Linked DNA regions of Homo sapiens: region 1 is linked to region 2. A link is a loop called in an ENCODE intact Hi-C map of the cell type or tissue named here. Cell type or tissue: OCI-LY7. All regions are shown on one strand. Each heading gives the region's core, and the rest is flanking DNA. Links, peaks and the distances in the headings are about the cores only. Region 1 overlaps ELAPOR2 (endosome-lysosome associated apoptosis and autophagy regulator family member 2). Region 2 overlaps ABCB4 (ATP binding cassette subfamily B member 4).

Evidence for each region. Peaks named below come from ENCODE experiments on the same cell type or tissue, not always from the same donor. Only the 100,000 strongest peaks of a DNase experiment are listed, where the experiment ranks them.
Region 1: it touches region 2 in a loop (5-fold over the local background); 16 of 110 quality-filtered maps call a loop at or near these places.

The regions. Positions count from the first base shown.
Region 1 is chr7:86,909,260-86,920,099 of GRCh38, reverse strand. It overlaps ELAPOR2 (endosome-lysosome associated apoptosis and autophagy regulator family member 2), which reads left to right. Exons shown (of 22, transcript NM_001142749.3): 11 at 790-880; 12 at 1,556-1,658; 13 at 5,240-5,377; 14 at 6,896-7,159; 15 at 7,855-8,028; 16 at 10,099-10,288. Among named protein-coding and RNA genes, the nearest start is that of GRM3-AS1, 110 kb to the right of the region's middle. In OCI-LY7, for the core only: CTCF peaks have their summits at 5,226, 5,437 (motif pointing left) and 8,199; a DNase peak (open chromatin) is centred at 5,419.
Region 2 is chr7:87,412,292-87,421,699 of GRCh38, reverse strand. ABCB4 (ATP binding cassette subfamily B member 4) reads left to right here. Exons shown (of 28, transcript NM_000443.4): 19 at 1,625-1,702; 20 at 3,080-3,163; 21 at 4,185-4,388; 22 at 7,983-8,083. Among named protein-coding and RNA genes, the nearest start is that of ABCB4, 59 kb to the left of the region's middle. In OCI-LY7, for the core only: CTCF peaks have their summits at 4,627 and 4,834 (motif pointing right); a DNase peak (open chromatin) is centred at 4,809.

The DNA.
Region 1 (10,840 bases), core at 1,581-9,580, 500 kb after region 2:
TCTTTTACCTCTTGCAGTGGCAGATACTGATATTTTCTTTTAGAGATGGAAATGCCAATGCTGAGGTATTGCCATTAATTAATAACCTTGCTTGATGTTATGTTGGAGAGGCCTCTCTCTTCCTCATTTTACTGTGGCCATTTCAGTTTATATTGATTGTTACTTTGCAGAAGACGGACCTCATAATGGTTCTCTGTGCACAGCTCTATACTGTTGACAGTTGTTTGTGTCTGTCTCTCATGTTCTACAGACTCCTCAGTGAGGGGGACTTTGTCTTACCTTCCTATCCCAGTGCATGTCATAGTTCTTGGCACTCAGTAAATGCTAGTTGAATAAATAAGTGAATGAATGCAGAACAGGGGTTAAATTAGGGAACAACAGTACAGCAAACTGTAAGAATGAACCTCAGGTCCCAAATCTTTTCTGTTAAGTAATTTGAAGTTTCTATTGCACATTGGTTGCCTGAAGACTAGGATTGTTCATCTCAATATATTAGAGTAGATAGAGACCATCTGTTTTAGTTAAAATACAAATCATGCTTCATTGAGAAAACTGTTGTTATCCCATTAAGTATCTTTTATTCAAAATAATGCATTGCTTGGTTCCTCTTGGAACATCTACCTCGGGATGAAATTTGCGACTGTGATTAAAAATAGGGAATTCATTTGTAGCATTTCTAACTTTGAACAGAAACACTAATGCTTCTTTTTATTTTTACCTTATTTAAACAGATTGTTGGAGATCATTAATGGAATTTTTATTAATAAAAATGACTTTTATTACTTCTAGGTTGGGAGGTGGCTGGAGATCATATCCAGAGTGGGGCTGGAGGTTCTGACAATGATTACCTGATCTTAAACTTGCATATCCCAGGATTTAAGTAAGGAAAACAATTCTAATTCTTTTCTGTAAGAATCCTTACACCTGTTTCCCCACAGAAATAAAGAAGTAGGGCTACTTTATGGAACATATTAATATTACAAAAATACTTAGTAAATAACAAGCTGTCACAGGGTAATGTATTATATTGAAGAATATCTGTAGAAGTAGTGATTGAGAAACTATAAATGTTAGTTATATATTACTTAGATAAAGCTGAAAAATTTAAACAATAGTGTGTCCAAATGCTACCATAACTTTGATTCTTGGATGCTTAATGAAGAGGTCAGTCCAAGTTGTTTGCAGGAGTATCTTTTGGTTTATTTATCTATTTTTTCTCAGTTCTCTTGGTAAAATAGTATGTTAGAAATTTCTTAATCCCATTTCATTTTAGTTCCCCGTGTTGAAATTACCCAGTAGGAATCTTTTCCTTTAGGATGGATGGTATCATTTACAGCAAGAGGTTCAAGCATATTACCATCGTTATGTGGACTCAATGTCTACAAAGGGTGTGGACAGGTATGATTAAGTGAGGAAGGAGTTGTGGGTGAGGGAAGTGGTAGATTAGAGGAAGAGAAGAGCATGGCTTTTAGTTTAATAAAAATAGTGGCTTAATTTTATTCTAAATTGTATTTAGAACATAGTATAAATATTGCCATTTTAATCTGTCAAATAGACCACCAACATCTATGACTGGAGCCACGGGTTCTGAACTAGGAAGAATAACATTTGTCTTTGAGACCCTCTGTTCAGCTGACTGTGTTTTGTACTTCATGGTGGTAAGTGGACGGGCGGCTTTCAAAGGCAGATTTCTAAGCTTAGCATTCTCCTTCAAGTGTAAATTTATTTGTGGCAAGTTGGGATAAGAATTCCTTTTTTTTTTTTTTTTTTTTTTTTGCTATTCTTAGCACCTTTCACAAACATTAACAAATGTCTGAAGAAATAATTAAGAATTGTGCAATGAAGTCCACAAATAAAGTGTTTATTCCTCATGGGAAAGACTAAGTGAGGGAGCTTGGGTGACTGATAGAGGCCAGGGAATATTAATCTGGTAAAAAAAAAAATTCCTTCATAAAAACGTCACCAGCAGAATGAAAATTCTCACCTGATAACCATTCAGCTATTTGAACTATCCGGAAAGAAAAAACATTGTACTAATAAGTAAGAGCAGAAAATAATGGAGATGTAGAACATTGAGAAGAGAGCATTTAGAAAAAGAGTACTATGCTCATGTCATAATTTTGCCCATTTCTTTTCTAGATGTCATACAAATCTCTACTCTTAGCTTGAGGAAAGTATCACCATGAAATTTGCTAAGACCTTATGTGAGATTTAGAAGTTTGTTGGCTAAGAGTTTAACATTACAATTAAATAGTTACTTCACAGACCTGCTTTGTTTTTGTGTTTTTTTTTCCCAATGACCTTTTAGTAGCCAGTTAACAGTTTATTAACAGTTTTCTCCGTGATATGTAAAATGTGAGGAGACTTAAACATTTATTTGTGATTACTGATAGCTTAAATGAAGGCAGACTTTGTTTCTGAAAAAAAGTATCCACTTTGTGGCAGTAAAAGATCATGAATAATCTTCAACACAGCCATCTATATCACAAATAACCCGTAAGTCTTCAATTCTCCCAAGTCTGCCTCCTTATTTCTTTAGTCTGTTCTTCTCATACTCAGTGCCATTGCTGAAATGCAGACTAATATTATCTCTTAACAGGATTATTCAGTAGTCTCCTATACGTTCTTCTCATCTCTACTCTTTCATCTATACTGCTGTCAAAATTATTATTTTTTCTTTTTGGAGACAAAGTCTCACTCTGTTGCCCAGGCTGGAGTGCAGTGGTGCGATCTCGGCTCACTGCAACCTCTGCCTCCTGAGTTCAAGTGATTCTCCTGCCTGTCTTCTGAGTAGCTGGATTTACAGGCATGCCCCATACGTCTAGCTAATTTTTGTATTTTTAGTAGAGATGAAGTTTCACCATGTTGGCCAGGCTGTTCTTGAACTCCTGACCTCAGGTCATCTGCCCATTTTGGCCTCCCAAAGTGCTGGGATTACAGGTGTGAGTCACCGCGCCCAACTAAAATTATCCTTAAACATAAAAGGAACAGTAGAGGCTGGCGTGATGGCTCAGTTCTGTAATCCCAGCACTTTGGGAAGCTGAGGTGGGTGGATTGTTTGAGCCCAGGTGTTTGAGAGCAGCCTGGGCAACATGGCAAAACCCCATCTCTACCCAAAAAAAAAAAAAAAAAAAAAAAAAAAAATTAGCTGGCCACAATGGCGCATGCCTTTAATCCTAGCTACTTTGAGCTACTTGGGAGCTTTAATCCTAGCTACATGATCATGCCACTACACTGCAGTCTGGGCAACAGGCCCTGTCTCAAAAACAAAACAAAGAAGACACCCCAAAATTCAACAGTAGAGGCTTGAACAACAAAGCTATCCCTTCCCTTGGTGCTTTTTATGGCCTATAGCAGTGATTCTTAAAGTGTGGACCCTGGACCAGCACCACCTGGGTCCCCTTGGAAATTGTTAGAAATGCACATTTCTGGGTCTCAGCTTAGTCTTACTGAATAAGAAACTCTGTGGTCACAGCAATCTGTATTTTAGCAAGCATTGTGGGTGGTTCTGAAATACTTTAGAGTTTAAGAACCAACAGCCTCTGAATACACTTCAAATTCTGTAACATGGCGTCTTTATGGCTCTTTCTTTCCCCAGCCTCTGTTTCCAAACCTGCTTTTATGACTCACCTTTCTTTAGTCACCTGAATTTGTTGGTATTAGTGGAACACTCTGTACTTTTTCATTCCCTATGTGTTGACACTCTAAGCTAGAATGACATTTTTCCTTTTGCTGTTTTGTCTGATGAACTCCAATCATACTTCAGTAGCAGCTCAAACTTCACCTTTTCTCAGAAGCTCTCTCTTACTCCTTTCAGTCAAGTTAGCCACTCTCTCCAGTGTGCTTCTAAAACCCTTTGAAAAATCCCTGCTTTAATTATGTGAACTTATTTATGTTTTTGTCTCTCCCACTTGACCAGGCATCCCTGAGAGTAGGGATCTTATGATATTTGTATTGAGGAATCAATCCTAGAGCTTTCAGCTTTTGGCAAAGTCTGCCATTTTCTTTCCTCTTTGTGTGATGATCTTCTCACAGGACTTTTGGAGATCTCAAACCAAATAATATATAAAATGCTTTGAATATCATGTAGTGCTTCACAAATGTAAGGTGATATTATGTGCACTAATGCATTAAATTTCAATTATTATAACCCATAATGATGTTTAATGAAGCACCATCAATATATTATGAACTGCTTTTTGGGAATGATGATTTCATTGTTTGGTTACATGAGGATTTCTATAATGTATGATGAGCATTTTCTGTTATTCCTATCTGTGGTGTGAACTCAGGATGTGTCTCTTTAGAGCATATTTGGTTACTTTATCACATGTTTGATTCCTGTATTATCAAAGGATGAAAAACAAAGAGACTTGTCTTGAGCTCATGAAACCTTATTGCCGGCATCCCAGATAACTAATGGAAGCCCATCCAAATTCCTAAGTGATCTATCAGGATTTCTGCCAGGAAAATTAGAAAATTCAGAGTTTAGGCTTGGTTTTCTTTTTATATAAATTAGATGTATGTTACATTATCTGGTCAACTTATTAATATTTGCTTTCCAGTCATGTTAATGACAGCATATCAGTTGGAATATCACAAATTTGTGTGATTTTAATATTATCTTGAATTTAGTTAAATAAATAATAAATAAAATATAAATTAAACCTTTTGGAAGTCAAGTATAAGCAAGAGAGGATTTCATGAACATTAAATAACATTCTGCTTAACATGCACTTGGATAAAGTCACCCTGGAACTTGCAAGTATAATTCAGGGGAACTTGGAATTCCTATGTAAGAGCTCCCTATCAGAATCTCTGAAGGAAAAAGATAAAAAATTTGAAGGCTTTCCATTCAATGATAACTTTAGAAGTTTATTGTAAGAAGTTTGAGGAGTTATGTTTCCTCTTCTAAGTATATATCCCAAGCCAGATCACACACATGAAACAAAAATAGAAAATAAAAACAAAAAAAACCCCAACCCTTAAACATATTATGATTTGAGACCTCTTTCAAGTTATATGAACAATGTGGTTGATATATTGTGATTACTGAGTGAGGTGCCTGTGCAGACTTGAAGGCAAGTTTTAAGAGTTCTGGGATTACATGCTCTGTTTGTAAATAGTCATAAACTGTAATGGGTTTACTTTAAATATGAATACATTTGTAATATATACACAGGTATATTAATGTTGAGTTTGTGCTTTATTTGAATATAGTTTTTCCACTATATTTCAGGATATTAATAGAAAAAGTACAAATGTGGTAGAATCGTGGGGTGGAACCAAAGAAAAACAAGCTTACACCCATATCATCTTCAAGAATGCAACTTTTACATTTACATGGGCATTCCAGAGAACTAATCAGGGTCAAGATGTAAGTTCCAAGCACTTTTTTTTAAAATTTTAAACACACTAATGATGCCCCCTTGTGGAGATGCATACAAAGTGATAACTCAAATTTGGAAGAAAGGACTGCTTTTTAAAAAATATGGAATGAATAATCTGGTTATAGATTCAGTGGTATAAAATGATAATTTTTTATTTTTTGAGAGTAAGAATGTATGGAATAAAATAACAACATGTCTTTGAATTGTTCTTCACTCTGAACAAATACAGTTTTTGGAAACTTATGAGAAGGAAAATCTAATTTTGCAGTTCTCTAAAAATAACTTGTTTTTAAAGCTTTCTGAGGCTTTGTGAAGATGGGCAACTTTCTTCATCTTCATCTGAGTCATCTAATGTTTAAGAGCCATTAACTAGTGTCATTTTATTTTTTTGTTACAGTAATATTTCCTTTTACAGCCTGGAGAATGTGTATGTACCCACCATTGAGTTAACACACAAAATCATTTCCTTTCTTTTATTTTCCCTGCCAGAATAGACCTATTCCTCCCCTAAGTATATCCATTGTACCATATGTTTCAATAGTAGCAGGACTTATTTTGTGGATCTCTATAGATGTAACCTTCCCAAGGTGAGAACAAGATAAACCACTTGTTCAAAAGTGGCCGTAATGCTATGGTGGCAATGTATGGCATTTTCTCTTCTTCTCTTCAGGCTTTCAGTGGGGAATAAATTCCCCAGATTGTACTTGACTCCAGTTATTCCTTATGAAGGTTAAGATAACCATCCTGTGGGGCGTGAACATGCTGTGGAATCTTTCCTTGCCTTCCATTTATCTTTGTCCCAGACAAAAAGCATTAAGTAGTCTGGAGTAACACTGCTCTGTACCGATAGAGTGACGCCAACTGCTTAATTAAAACCAGACCTTAAAGTGACTCAGTGTTACAAGGAGGAAAAACATAATAAGACCCAGGTTTTTGCTCTCTAGTCCACATCTTTTCTGTATGTTGATTAGGGAAAGGACTGGAGAAGGAAAGGAAGACTCAATGAAATGGTGTGATTGCATTGATTTAGCACAGTTAATGTTTGTGTATGACTAGAGGTCCTAGTCTTCCAAGATTTTCTCATCCCCATTCCAAGGCATTTCTACCCTGCCGCACTTTCAACCTCCTATTGTATCATTTGATTTAGGCTAAGATGTGAATAAATGATGATGGGAGATAAAAACTGTTCCTCTCTTAAACTATACTAGTTCTTCTAGATATGAGGTCTATAATTGCATCCTAATTTATACTAATTGTGACAGATCTCACAGTAATTGTGGCAAAACTCCTGGAACTATATTATTGCAGAAATTAGTTTCTAGTATCAAGATTTAAGATTTTTTAAAAGAAGAACCAAATAGCAGTGATATTAATCTATTGTCAATTACAAACTATTAGGCTGGAACACTCTATTTAGTTATTTTGATGATGTCAACAGAAGACATAATCTGGTTGTACAACTAAGCCCCAAGGCAGAAGTCATTACTTTATGCTCTTTTTTTTAGAATAGACGGTTCATCAATGACATGGTGAAGATTTATTCTATCACAGCCACTAATGCAGTTGATGGGGTGGCGTCCTCATGCCGTGCCTGTGCCCTCGGTTCTGAACAGTCGGGTTCATCGTGTGTCCCCTGCCCTCCAGGCCACTACATTGAGAAAGAAACCAACCAGTGCAAGGAATGTCCACCTGACACCTACCTGTCCATACATCAGGTCTATGGCAAAGAGGCTTGTATTCCATGCGGGCCTGGGAGTAAAAACAATCAGGTAAGTGGGTCTGCATTTCAGGTATCCCCATGAAAGCACATTTTAATAGAGAAATTCAAGCGTTCTCCTTAATGTTTCTCTGGGAGCTATGAGGTTGCTATTTATTCTGAAATAAGACTTTCTACTTACCATTTCTGTTTTCTCCCTTCTTGCGTTTATTAAACACTTACTGTATGCTATGAAAGTACTAGTTACTGGTGACATAAAATATTAAAAGCTCCCAAATAAGAATGCTTTTCCAAAATATTAAAACTGATTTCTTGTGTATTGTTTAGGTACAGCAAATAAACTACCTATCTATAGGCTGGCTATAGCAGTCATCTGGGAACAGCTAGTGTTTCTTATAATTTTGAATGGCAAAGATTGATGCCATATTATGAGTGAAGGACAAAGCACTTTTACTGTCTGTTTAAATTTACGTAACAGAATTTTGGCTATTTCTTAAAATACCTTTCTACAAGGAACAAACTTGAGGATAACTTTACTCTGTCTTTAAAAGATTCTGAATTTTCTGAACTTTGTTTAGAAAAATCTAGTTAGAGTTTAGAAATTCTTTATATTAGTATGGTAAAGTATATTATAGCTAAGACTAAATTACTGGAATAGTTTTTATACCTAGAACTTTTTTCAAACACATTTTAGTAGCAGCTAATATTTTCTTTCCTGCTATATTGTTTCTTTATCTTTAATCAAAGGACCATTCGGTTTGCTATAGTGACTGCTTTTTCTACCATGAAAAAGAAAATCAGAGTTTGCACTATGACTTTAGCAACCTCAGCAGTGTGGGCTCATTAATGAATGGCCCCAGCTTCACCTCCAAAGGAACAAAATACTTCCATTTCTTCAATATCAGTTTATGTGGGCATGAGGTGAGTTCTGGCTGTCAAGGTGAGATGGACCTATATTTCAGCTCCGATCAAGTTGATATTTTCTGTGTTAATGGACCAATAAATTCTCTATGGATATCAACCAAGTGTCAGAAACTGAGGTTTGATTGCTTAGATCCTCTATTGCTGCCTAGAATATTGGCAGATTTCTCCACCAGGGGCAACCTTGTCTGGTTCTCAGTGTATCAAATCACTTATGCAGTCAGTTGAAACCTGAAGCTTGGAGCTATGGTGTAAGTGCTTTGAGGATGTTTTGTTTTCATAAAAATGGGTCAGGGTTGTCAATCTTACCTCTTTAGGCAGGAAGTTATTTGAGAAAGTTTTACTGTTGTTTATGTTGTCAATTTTGTGTTTTAAGAAGAAAAAGACTTTCAAGAGGAAGCTTGTCCAAAATAAAAAGGAGACATGCAGGGCCAAATATCAGTTGATAAGGTAGGCTTAAATCATACAAATGGGATTTTATTTGCTGTGAGAAGAAGAGGAATCTTAATTGATACTGGCAATGGGGAGAGGTTACAGGACCATGATGCCCAATATTTTAATGGACATATGAGGTTAGGGTTGGGAAGTATGTATAGGTATATACCTACAGAGTAGGAACAGGATAAGGCATTTCCTCCATGTCACTTCCCATATTAACTCCTATATTTTCAATTGTCTTCATTATGAGATACTGTGCAAAGCTTTGAACAAAGGAAACAAAAAGAGATCTGATGACCACAGAAGTTTTCAAACAAAAAGATCCATAAAATTTTACATAGTATGACAGCTGTCCTGTTTTGATTTTACCTGGGGTGATCCAAGACACTCACTAGATTGGTTACTCAGTTCACTCAATAAATATAAATTAAATACCTGTTATGTGCCAGATACTGTGGGAAGCAGTGAATAAGATTAATTCCATTGTCTACCATACTTCTATCACAATCTTATTGTACATTAGCACTACCTCTTTTTCCACCTTCTCTTCTCTTCACCTCTAGCTTCTATCTCTTTCCTTCCTTTTTATTCTTGTTTCTTTCCTTTTAGCTTCCACTATTTTCCTTTTTCTTTCCCCAGTACCTTTTCTCTGATCTTTTCCATTATTTTTTATTGGCTTCAACATTTTAATTTAAGCCTAGTAAAAAAAATATACTGGTGAGAAGGCCTATTGTCAGAAGGCCTGGTAGCAGGAGAAAAATTTATAGGTTAGGTCTGCTAGCTGCATTAAGAAAGATAAACTTTTATACTTTTCTTTTTACACATCTGTGTACACTCTATATCTAACACCAATGAAATAGTTTTCCTGTATTATTTTTACATTTACTTTGTAGAAATTATGGAGCAAGCTATAGTCTTTTGCAGTAGGACTACAGTAAATTTAAACATATTATATTTAAACAATTTTTCCATTTTTTATAAGTTATATCTTCCAATTATTTTCAAAATTATTAAAAAAGCTAATCTCTCTATTACCTTTAACTTGTTATACAGTTGAACAGATACACATCATTGAAACTAAGAGTAGGTTAATAAAGACACTTGTAGTGACCAATTATTTAGAATTCAGGTGTTATTCTAGAATTTTGCTGCAGTATGACTTTTGTGCTTTCTTCTTTAGCCTTCACATTACCTTTCTGCTACACATAGGGTCATAAAGGAAAAGGAAGACCAACACTTTTTCTTTGACACTGAAGCTTTCATCAGCAGTTTTCTGGTCTTTTTGCATGCATTGTTACTCTATGAATTGAACATTTCATAGATTACTTTTATTTTCTCAAGTTTGATGACTTTCATTTATCACAAATGATGCTTGTACTGGGAAGAGCAGTATAGTCTTGAATTACTGTATTTGTTATAACTGTAGACTCTGAAGTTTGGTTGAATATTGGACTTTCCTTGAGAGCTTTTAAAAAGTACTGATGGGTGGCTAGGCCTCATACCAGATCAACTAAATCAGAATCCTTGCAGTGAGGAGAGAGCCACTGCTCTTCTAGGGTCACTAGCTAGTCAAGATTAAGTTTAGAGATTGACATCCAATAAAACCTTTCTTTTATGACTTTATTTTCCTAGGGGAAGAAGATGGCTCTCTGTACCAACAATATAACAGACTTTACAGTAAAAGAAATAGTGGCAGGGTCAGATGATTACACAAATTTGGTAGGGGCATTTGTATGCCAGTCAACAATTATTCCTTCTGAAAGTAAGGGTTTCCGAGCAGCCTTATCATCACAATCCATCATTCTGGCAGATACATTCATAGGTAAGCTTCCTTTGGTTCATATATGCATGCATACATTTATTCTTAAATTATGCTATGAATAACTTGTCATTGTATTGGTGTTTGCTATAGATGATTAAGGCCCCCACAGGTAATTTTAAATTGTCACTTTGTAAGATGGTTAAAAAGCTCCTACTAGTGGGGACTATTGATTAGTCTCTGAGAAGCTTCTGCATTTATGTATTAATTCATATATAAGTATGACATTTTCTGAGGGTCTATGCCTGTCATCAGACTTTCTAGAACTTTAAGAGGCAAACCAATTTTAAAAATCAAAACTAAAAACAAAATAGGAATAGTAAACAAACACAACTACACCTAAATTATTTATATGCCACCAGTTTCCATCACCTTTTCTCATACCAAAAGGAAGCAGGTGACAAACAGCAAAGGTGAGGGTGCTGAGTTTGATTCCTCATGTTCCCTTTTTGTCTCTGTAGTCCTGGAGGTCATAGATAAGTTTCAAGAAGAATCTAGCTCTCTAATGGGTGATTCTTAGGGATCAAATTTATTATGATCTCTACAGTGGGGCTT
Region 2 (9,408 bases), core at 873-8,872:
GACCTGGCCAAAATAAACTAGTCAAACTCTCTAATTGTACTTTTCTACCCAGTTAGACTTCTCTGTAATTTCTTTTGTCTCTTTAACCCAGTGGGCACCACATAGGCCTTTCGAATATAATACAATCCATCAAGTCAGCAAAATAGTGTTTCCTAGTCATGCCAGCATGCTTCTCTTTTATTATTGTTGAACCAATGGCAAAGTAAACCAAGTTTTTTATTTAGAAATCATTGCCCTACTAGACACAACTCAATGATTTGATCCAGCCCCAGTCCCTGGCATGCTAGGGAGTGCAGCTAGAAAATGTGTTTCAGGGGCCGCAGGAACAGTGGGCTGATGCATAGAACCTGTAGCAATCCGCCAGCAAATGGAGGGGGAGGGCAGTCTGGTCCTGGACAAGGAACACCTGGGGCCGATTCACTGGGTGCACTGATCATCTATCCCCCTGGCTTAGTAAACAGTTCTGATGTGCACTCCCCCGTGTGCCCTCGGCACGGCTACCCCAACACTCACACTGTGGCTGGAGACTCACACGTCCCAGAAGTAAGCCCACTTCTGGATATCTGGACTCCTCTCCAGTTTGGATGTGGTAATTAGAAAGTAGGAAATTGTCCCAAAGAGGCTGGGGAAGGAAGAGTACCCTGATTGTTCCCCAATCTGAGTGCAGGTGGAGCTGTGACCAGGAACCAGCATACTCATTTGGATCTTGTTTCTAAGGTCATCCTTCCTTTACACTGCATGAGCCAAAATGAATTCGTGTGTAGGACTTTGTTACTTCTGTATTTAACTGGTTTATTGGAAGTAGTAGGAACACACTGAATTTTGTAGTTAAACACAGTATCTTTGTCACTGAGATGTTGTCCTTCAAAGTTTTGAAAAATAAACCTATTTAGAATGGTTTAGAAGCCAGAACTGGACACCTTTAAGATTTTTGGCCTTTGATTGTAATGCATACTGATGATTTTGCAGTACATGAATTTGACGTGGGGGCTTTGAATTCGTATTTGGTCCTGGACTTTTGTTATTTAAATAGTTAACATACAAATAATGTAAAATCAATGTGAATATAGGCACCTGTGTCAGAATACTAGCAACTGTTACCCACACAACGGGCAGGTTTGGTCACTTGGTGGGTTTCAACCCAATGACCACATCAAGGAGGATTTAGCAAAGGAATTTTATAACTTGTCACAAGTGAGAAGCTCACAGAGCTTAGTTCCCAAAGCAGTATCTCCCCAAGCTGGAGGCTGGGTCAGGTTTTATAAGCGTATGGTAATGAAGTGTGATCTGATTGGATCTTGCAATGAAGTGATGCCGGGAAGCACCATCTGACTGGATCCTGCCATGGGGTGGTGTCAGAGCTCAATCTGATTGAATCCTGCATCCTGCCATGTGGTGTCTGCTTCTTAATTCAGTCCCTGATTCTTGTTTCGGAGCACTTAGGTTCCTGCTATGGTTGCATGCTTGATTCATCTGGGGCTGCTCAGGTTATTAACATGACTTGAGGATCCGTGGCAACTGTAAAACAACTCATAACTTTGCTACATAAAAGTTGAACATGATTGGTCTGGTGCAATTACATACATAAAGATCAAAAGAGACCATAGCCTTTTTTCTCAACCAGGGTTTCACGTTTGGGAAAGCTGGCGAGATCCTCACCAGAAGACTGCGGTCAATGGCTTTTAAAGCAATGCTAAGACAGGTAGGAGTGTGCGCTGGAGAATGCCTTCTGATCTTTCACATTTCTTCCATATTAAGCTTCTTACTGTTCTTATTGTTATGTCGATATGCATGTTTTCCCCCCAGGGTATTCACGCAAGGATGGGGCAGAGTCCTGCAAATTGTCCTGGTCCTTCAAGAGCTAAAGACTTCTCATGTTTTTTTTGTTTTTTTTTTGTTTTTGTTTTTTTTCATAGAAATAGGCTTTATTTGGGTAGCTTTGGCTTATTCTGTAAATATCTCTCTCCATGTAGACACTATCATTTCGAAGACCTGTATCTCTTTTCTGGATCCTGTGCAGGCCCTGGTGAGTCCATTGAGACTCCAGGATGTCTTTAAACCAAGAAAAACCTAGTTGATAGCATTTAATCTCATGTACCACAATCTACCATACTAACTGTAGGTATCCTCAAATGTTAATAATTGAGTTTTGTTTATTTCTTATTTGAGGTCTATTTTCACATTAATTCACTTGTTTGTTTATTCAAACATTACTTATCATGTACCAGACACTGTGCTGGTGGCTGGTACTGTATAATCCATTATTTGCTCTCCTCGTAAGTTCACATTCTAGTGCCTGACATAGGAAAATATGCAAACATGAATTATCTATTTTTATAGAAAATGCCTAAGAGAGGGCCAGAATATTATCCATTCAATTGACAGGAACTGATTACATTTCTGTTCACAAATGGGCACATAGTAGGTAGTATATTCTGATTAAATCTGTCTACAAATCCTATTTCAGTATCTCCTAAACTCTTGCTATGCAGGAAAAATTATTTTATGTGAAGGTAAAAGATGCCATGGATGAGTAGCTTACAATTAAAATTAAGTCTCAGACATGCTTCTTTTTTTATCCCTGTGGCTAACTGGAGATCAGACACACTTTCAATCAGTGTTTAACAAAAAATCAAACAAAAGCTTGGTGAGAAACCAGTGCTTATTTTCTCCTGCCTAGAATCTATCAGAACAACATGTCCAAGACAGCTCCACCACCCTTTATGAGAGACAACACCATATCAGGGCAGAAGTGTCCATAGTGAAAGACCTGATGATTGGGTGAATGGAATGCCTACCAGCCTCCCAGCCTTGGGAGGAGCTGGCAAGGAGCATGGCAGCCATCTGGGTGAGCCCTGCCCCCCTAGACCAGAGATGCCCTCCCTGCTACCACAGAGCAGTCAGGAAGCTGGGTTCTGCTAGATTCTGGGGGTGTGTGCTCAGAGCAAGGCCAGGGACTCTACACTGCATATGAGGTCTCCCCTAAATTTCCTCAGCATTGGAGCTTTGGGAGGCTTTGTCTGGTTTTCTTTGCTTGTTTTAATTTTGAACTAACATAAACGTGTATTTTATGCCATAGGACATGAGCTGGTTTGATGACCATAAAAACAGTACTGGTGCACTTTCTACAAGACTTGCCACAGATGCTGCCCAAGTCCAAGGAGTAGGTAGACTGCACTCTACTTGTAGTTTTTTACATAACATGGTTTTAGATAAGCATGTAGCATACCCACACTTGTTAAGATGCTTCCAGCTAGAAATAGCAGAAAGCTCAAATCAAAACTGCTGTAAACAATAAGCAGAAGATTAAACTTCAAGGTTGATTGACCCACTGCCCCCTCCAGATTTAATCCAGAATCCAGGTTCCCTCATTGGCTTTGGCTTTATCCCAAGGCTGATTCCCTGCAGTCACAGGATGGCTGCTAATAGTAATTAGAACTACAGGCTTCCTTATTTCCCATCCAGTGAAAGAGAGCACACACCTCTACCTCAACCACCAAACAAAAACCCTTTGCTGAAATCTAATTTGGGCTAATTTGGGTCACATGCCCCACCCTGAACCACTGTCTCCAGGGGATGGTGGTGTTCTGAGTGGCCTACGTCCCCCACCCCTTTAGCTGAGGTGGGTTACTTTGCAGCTCACTGCTTCCACACAACAGGAGAAGGAGGAATGGATGCAGAGAGCTGACTGCAATGTTGCTACAGCCACCTTTGTTTTCTGAGTGGTACAACACTAATTCATCCTTATATGTGCTTTGTGGTGGATGTCTCTTAGGACACGTACCCTTTGTAACAACAGATGGTCTCTTTCCCTTTTACACTTTTGAATTAAATGGTCTTTAAAATTACCCAGGTACATTGGAGTTAGTTTCCTCTTTGAACATTGCATCTATGAAAAAATACATGCACCCCCAGTGCCCATCCACAAAGCAGAGAAGTTGATTACTTGGTTCTAGAATGTTGGTTCAGGTGGGCAGGAGAGGAATGAGAGTGTAAAGGCACAATGAAGAAATGTCTGCAGAGCCTCATGAGTTAAGCACAGGTGTTGTGGGTTTATTGTAATGAAAGTAAGCCAATGTAGCTCAGGCATAGAACCCACTCATCATTCTGACCAAGAGGCTAAGGCTGGAGCGCATGCATTTGGAGCTTAAAACTACAGTTGCTTTGTGCTTTTTCTCTCCCAGGCCACAGGAACCAGGTTGGCTTTAATTGCACAGAATATAGCTAACCTTGGAACTGGTATTATCATATCATTTATCTACGGTTGGCAGTTAACCCTATTGCTATTAGCAGTTGTTCCAATTATTGCTGTGTCAGGAATTGTTGAAATGAAATTGTTGGCTGGAAATGCCAAAAGAGATAAAAAAGAACTGGAAGCTGCTGGAAAGGTAGGTCAAATAAGATTTCAATTGGTGTTAAGTGTTGTTTTTAGACATGTGTTTTATTTGAATTATTTATCATGATATGCAGGCTTTAATAATTAAATGTTTGTGCCCACTACAACTAATAATTGTCAATTGTGTATGAAATATTTTACTGTATTAATGTCTAGAACTTAAATATAAGGTGATTAACATAAAACGTTGAGCCTATAGAAAGCACTTAACATAGTTATGATAAAGAACTTCTGAATATTCAAAGTGCATTTCATTTTACTTCATGTCCAAATGCTACTGTTTGGACAAATGTCATCCCTGTTTCACAAACCTTCATGCAGAAGACTGTAAGTGAATTGTTCAGGGTCGGACATGTGCTGGCATTTAAGAGATCCTCTTCTTTTTGGCTGTGATTTCTATAATTAAGATGGCAGCCACCAGATGGCAGTAATGCCTCAATTTTGTGGTTCTCACTATAATGGCAATTGGGCTTAACATTTACTTGAGCCTTACTACGTGCCAGTTATTGTGCTACATATTTATATGCACCAATTTATTACATCTTCACAATAATCCTATAAGGCAGGCACTATTGTTATCCCAATTTCAGAAATACAGAACCTGAGATTCAAACAGAAGTTAGAGATTTGGCTGGGATTTAAGTTCAGGTCTAGTTTCAAAGCTCTTACCTCTACTATATGGTCTCTTTATATGTGTTTAAGTGTCTAAATCTACACATAAACATTTTATTTACAAGTACATGCACTGAAATGTTCACATGTAGATTATAACCATGAACATTCTTAGTCTTATTTATGTAATTATTATCCTTTATTGAAACATGAGGAAGTGAAGCAGATAATAAATATAAATTGTGATATAGGTTTTATAGCATTGCACTTTACAAAGCCCTTTTACAAGCATTACTGCAACTGACCTTAACTAGTTATGAGAAGTGGAACAGACAGTATCTCTATAGGGAAGAAGGCGTCAGAGACTGGGTGAGTGACTAGCTTCAGAGGCACCATATTAAGAGGGAAGATTAACATTCGGACTAACCATGTTTCCACTAAACCAATTATGTCTGGTGAAATCCTTTCTTGTCCTCTTGTAATCAGCATCAGCTGCCGCTGCATGCAGCGTTAGGTATAATAGTATCTCCAGGTTTCCATCAGAATTCACTCTCCTCATTTTCACGCTGCATCCTCTCCAAGACTTGGAGCTTGCTAGGACAATATGTGGTTCCCAGGACTTGGGAACCCCTGGGTGTCTAGAGTTCTTGAAGATTCTCTTGGCTGCTGGCTGTGGGTACTTTAGGGCATCATTTCCTTGACTTCTGAGTGTCTCAACTAACTGCTGAAGAAACACTGTGTAGCTCTGTTTCCTCCCCTGCCCCTCAATCCTGCTTCTTTCCACATTTCATATGGGAGAATGGTCAGTTGGATGGAATGAAAATAAACTTTTCTTAGACAAGTTACATGATAGAAAACATCTTGAATCTAGTTAATAGTCTTAGCTCCATTAATTGTTAGAATTTTGTCAGAGTAGAGCAGGTAGAATTGAGCAGTATTGAAACAAAACAAAATCTTGGGTTATTAGCTTTGGTCTTGCTATTCACAGTGTGTGAGGCTGGAGAAGATCCCCAACTTCTCTAGTCCTCATGTCCTACCTTAGTAAAATGAGAAATTGTACCAGATACTGCCCCAAGTTCCTTCCAGCTAAAACCCTGTTATTCTAAGCATCAGAGATTGAATAACTCAGACTGGCCAGTTTAAATTTTTTTAGTAGCTACTTTAACCTAATAGGGTTATGAAATATGAAAGATTAAATATGAAATATGAAAGATTTTAAATATGAAAGATTAAAAATGTTTTAAATGTTAATATCAGCAGTTCAATCATAGTTTAATATTGTTTACTCAGTCAGCACTTGCTTAAGAGTCGGAAAGAAGGTTCTAGAAAAACCCCAAATCACTATTTAAAAAGAAACACTCTCATTTACCTGGGTACAGTTTCATCATCATTAAAGTACAACAGGGTTTGAGGTATTCCCATCCCAATTTTCCAAAAAGGGCTTGGTAGTGAGGGTGTTGGTTACTGGGCAGGGAGTGGGGAGGGAAGACTGCCTCATAACCATCTTGACCCAGGGCTTGTCTGGTCACTGAGATTAAGGGCCCTCTGTGCCACAGCTAACCCGTAAGGGAGTTGATCCATGACTAGAATGTCAAGAGGAGTGTCAAGTCATTACTGGTTTCTCCTTGTGTAAATTACACAGCAGGGGTAGCAGAATAGCATTATGGCTTAGGAACATGGACTCCACATCAGATAGTCTCAGTTGGAATTCTTGCTTTGCTACTTATTAACTTTAGAACTTAAGGCAATTCAGTTAACTTCTCTGTGCCTCGGTTCTCTCATCTGTGTAAATAGGAATACTATTTCCCTTTCAAGGTTGTGAGGCTAAATGAGATCATATTGGTGAATGAGGTAATACTTGGACATAGTAAAAGCTCAGTAATTTTTCTCTATTCTTGTAATTGCTATCTGTTATATCTTTATTACAAATGAAAAATCTATGGTTATTCAGTCTCAAGCATCACATATCTTCCTTTCAGCTCATTGCAGAAGCTAAGAACTGAGGTAAAAAAAAAAGTCTTAAAGCTGTTAAAAACCTAAAATTAAGATCTTATGCTCCATGTGCTGTTGGTTTAGATGACTCAACTACAGAACTAAGATTTAGACTAAATAGCTAAGTCACAGACAATCAACATTTGTCAAGGGTGGTTTGGCTGTAAGAATCAGAGAACTGCTCTGGCTGGTTTGGGTAAAAGCGATTTGATATAAGGACACTCCAAAGTGCAAGAAATACAGGCAGTTTGTGTGTAACTGGCTCTTACAGCCACAGGCTCTAATATCTGAGTCTTCCTATACATCTATTCCATTCCTCGGATGCTGTATATTCAGACCAGCTTCTTACACATACCCAATGTGACATCAGCCTCTGAAGCCCCAGGGCCTCACGGTTCAAACTTGTGTCCAGGGCCAGGAAACCAAATCTGATTGACCCAGATTAGTCAGATGTCTGACTCTGATTTAATCACGGATTTAAAGCATGCTCATGTTGTTGACAATTGGGATCTCCTTCCCATTGTGGGTGGACAGCTTTTATAAGAAGTTATACTCAGGGAGGAAATAATTGGCAGCTCCAATAGGCCCTTAGAAATCACAGCCTAATCCTTTCTTTTAGGACTCTGCCTTGTGAAGAAAGCCAGGCCACAAAGGGGTTGTGACTAAGGCCAGTCATGTAACTGCCTGGTGGCAGGCTGGGAATAGAACCAGGCCCTTGGTTCCCAGGCCACAGTTCTTGCCCTTAGCTGATCAGCCTTCCTGAGCATACAAAGACTTGCCTACCATACTTAGCACAGCCAGAAGTACCAGTTTTGTCATAAAGCTAGTCTTGAACAGATTATGCCTTTGGTTTTTAATTTAAAGGAAATTAAAGCCTATCAACGTAACCTTCAGGATACTTTTGACAGAGCCCTAGGGCTTATTTTTCATTATTTCAGAAGTGAAAACACCACTTCTAATGAAGGTCTATTCTGTGTTACAGATTGCAACAGAGGCAATAGAAAATATTAGGACAGTTGTGTCTTTGACCCAGGAAAGAAAATTTGAATCAATGTATGTTGAAAAATTGTATGGACCTTACAGGTAATGAACCATATGATTCCTGCTAAGAACCTAGTGCTTTCCTAAGGCTGAATTATTGTCCCAAAAAGATAATAAAAGCTCTGCTGCTCCAAACAATGATATGACTATAAGGGTGGCCTTTTTTCAACAATTCTGTCACTGAAAATAAGTAGCTTTTTGATGTGACTAGGACACAGAATTATATTTTTTACATCTTATGCAAACAACAAGAATAGGTCTCCAAGACGTAAAAGATATAGAGAATTGCACAGTCTTTGGTTATCAGTGCAGGCAACATAAATAACCTATCTGGGTGACTTAAGACAAACATTCCTTTAAGGAATTGCTCAAACCTTTCTTTGCAGTGTGTAGACTGAACCAAAAGTGAGACTTGCTATTGGGTATGTTCCAGAGGAAAGTATTTCATTTGTTCTCTGAATGAGGACCAGATCCAACCTACTCTGAAGATAAAGAAACACAGACTATTTCAGTGGTTTATAGTTGAGCAATTCAAGAAACTCCTAATGGCACCATTTGCCACTCATTTCCACTGCAGCCTGATTTTATAAATGAGTATGTTTTAACACAAAGTTGAACACAACTTAGATTACAATTTTGCAGACTGGAACAGTAGTTTTGAACACTTGCAAATTTGAACAGATATCTTTGAAAGTCTCAATTTATGCCATCTCCTCAGTTATGCACACTTCATATGATACTAAATAACATGCAGCTACACCTTTGTGTCCATTTGTTGTTTGACATAAAACATGTATGCACCATTAATGATGACCTGTTTTTAACTTCAAGGAGGGTTAAGGAAGAATAGAAAGGTGAAGCTAATTATGAACTTGGTTATAATTTAAAGATTCAATAGCTTCACAGAATGCTCAAGTTTTGTAACACCATGTTCACAGCACATAAGTTAAACCATCCAAATTAGTAATACTTTGAATTTTTCCTTTTGCCAAAAACACCCTCATATTTGAGAGTAACTCAATTATAGTTCTTTTGGAGGATTCAGAAGCCAATAAAGTATAGCATGAAGTCAAATTAGAAACTGTACAAAATAAATTATATACAGGGGCGGCTGGCAGGATCTAGCTTGGGAAAGGACTTCTGGTGTATATCTATGTAAACTTCAGGGACTCAACTTTTGTGAATCTGAAACATGAATTTTAACCTAACAGAGTACAATTAGTTACAGGAAACAACATAATAGTAGTAAATCACATTCAGATAATTCAAACTTAAATTCAGATCCTGACATTTTAGGTATTTTTGAAACAACAACTATGCTTAATAGGAGTTGAACATTGGAGTCATCAGATATTAATATGTAATAA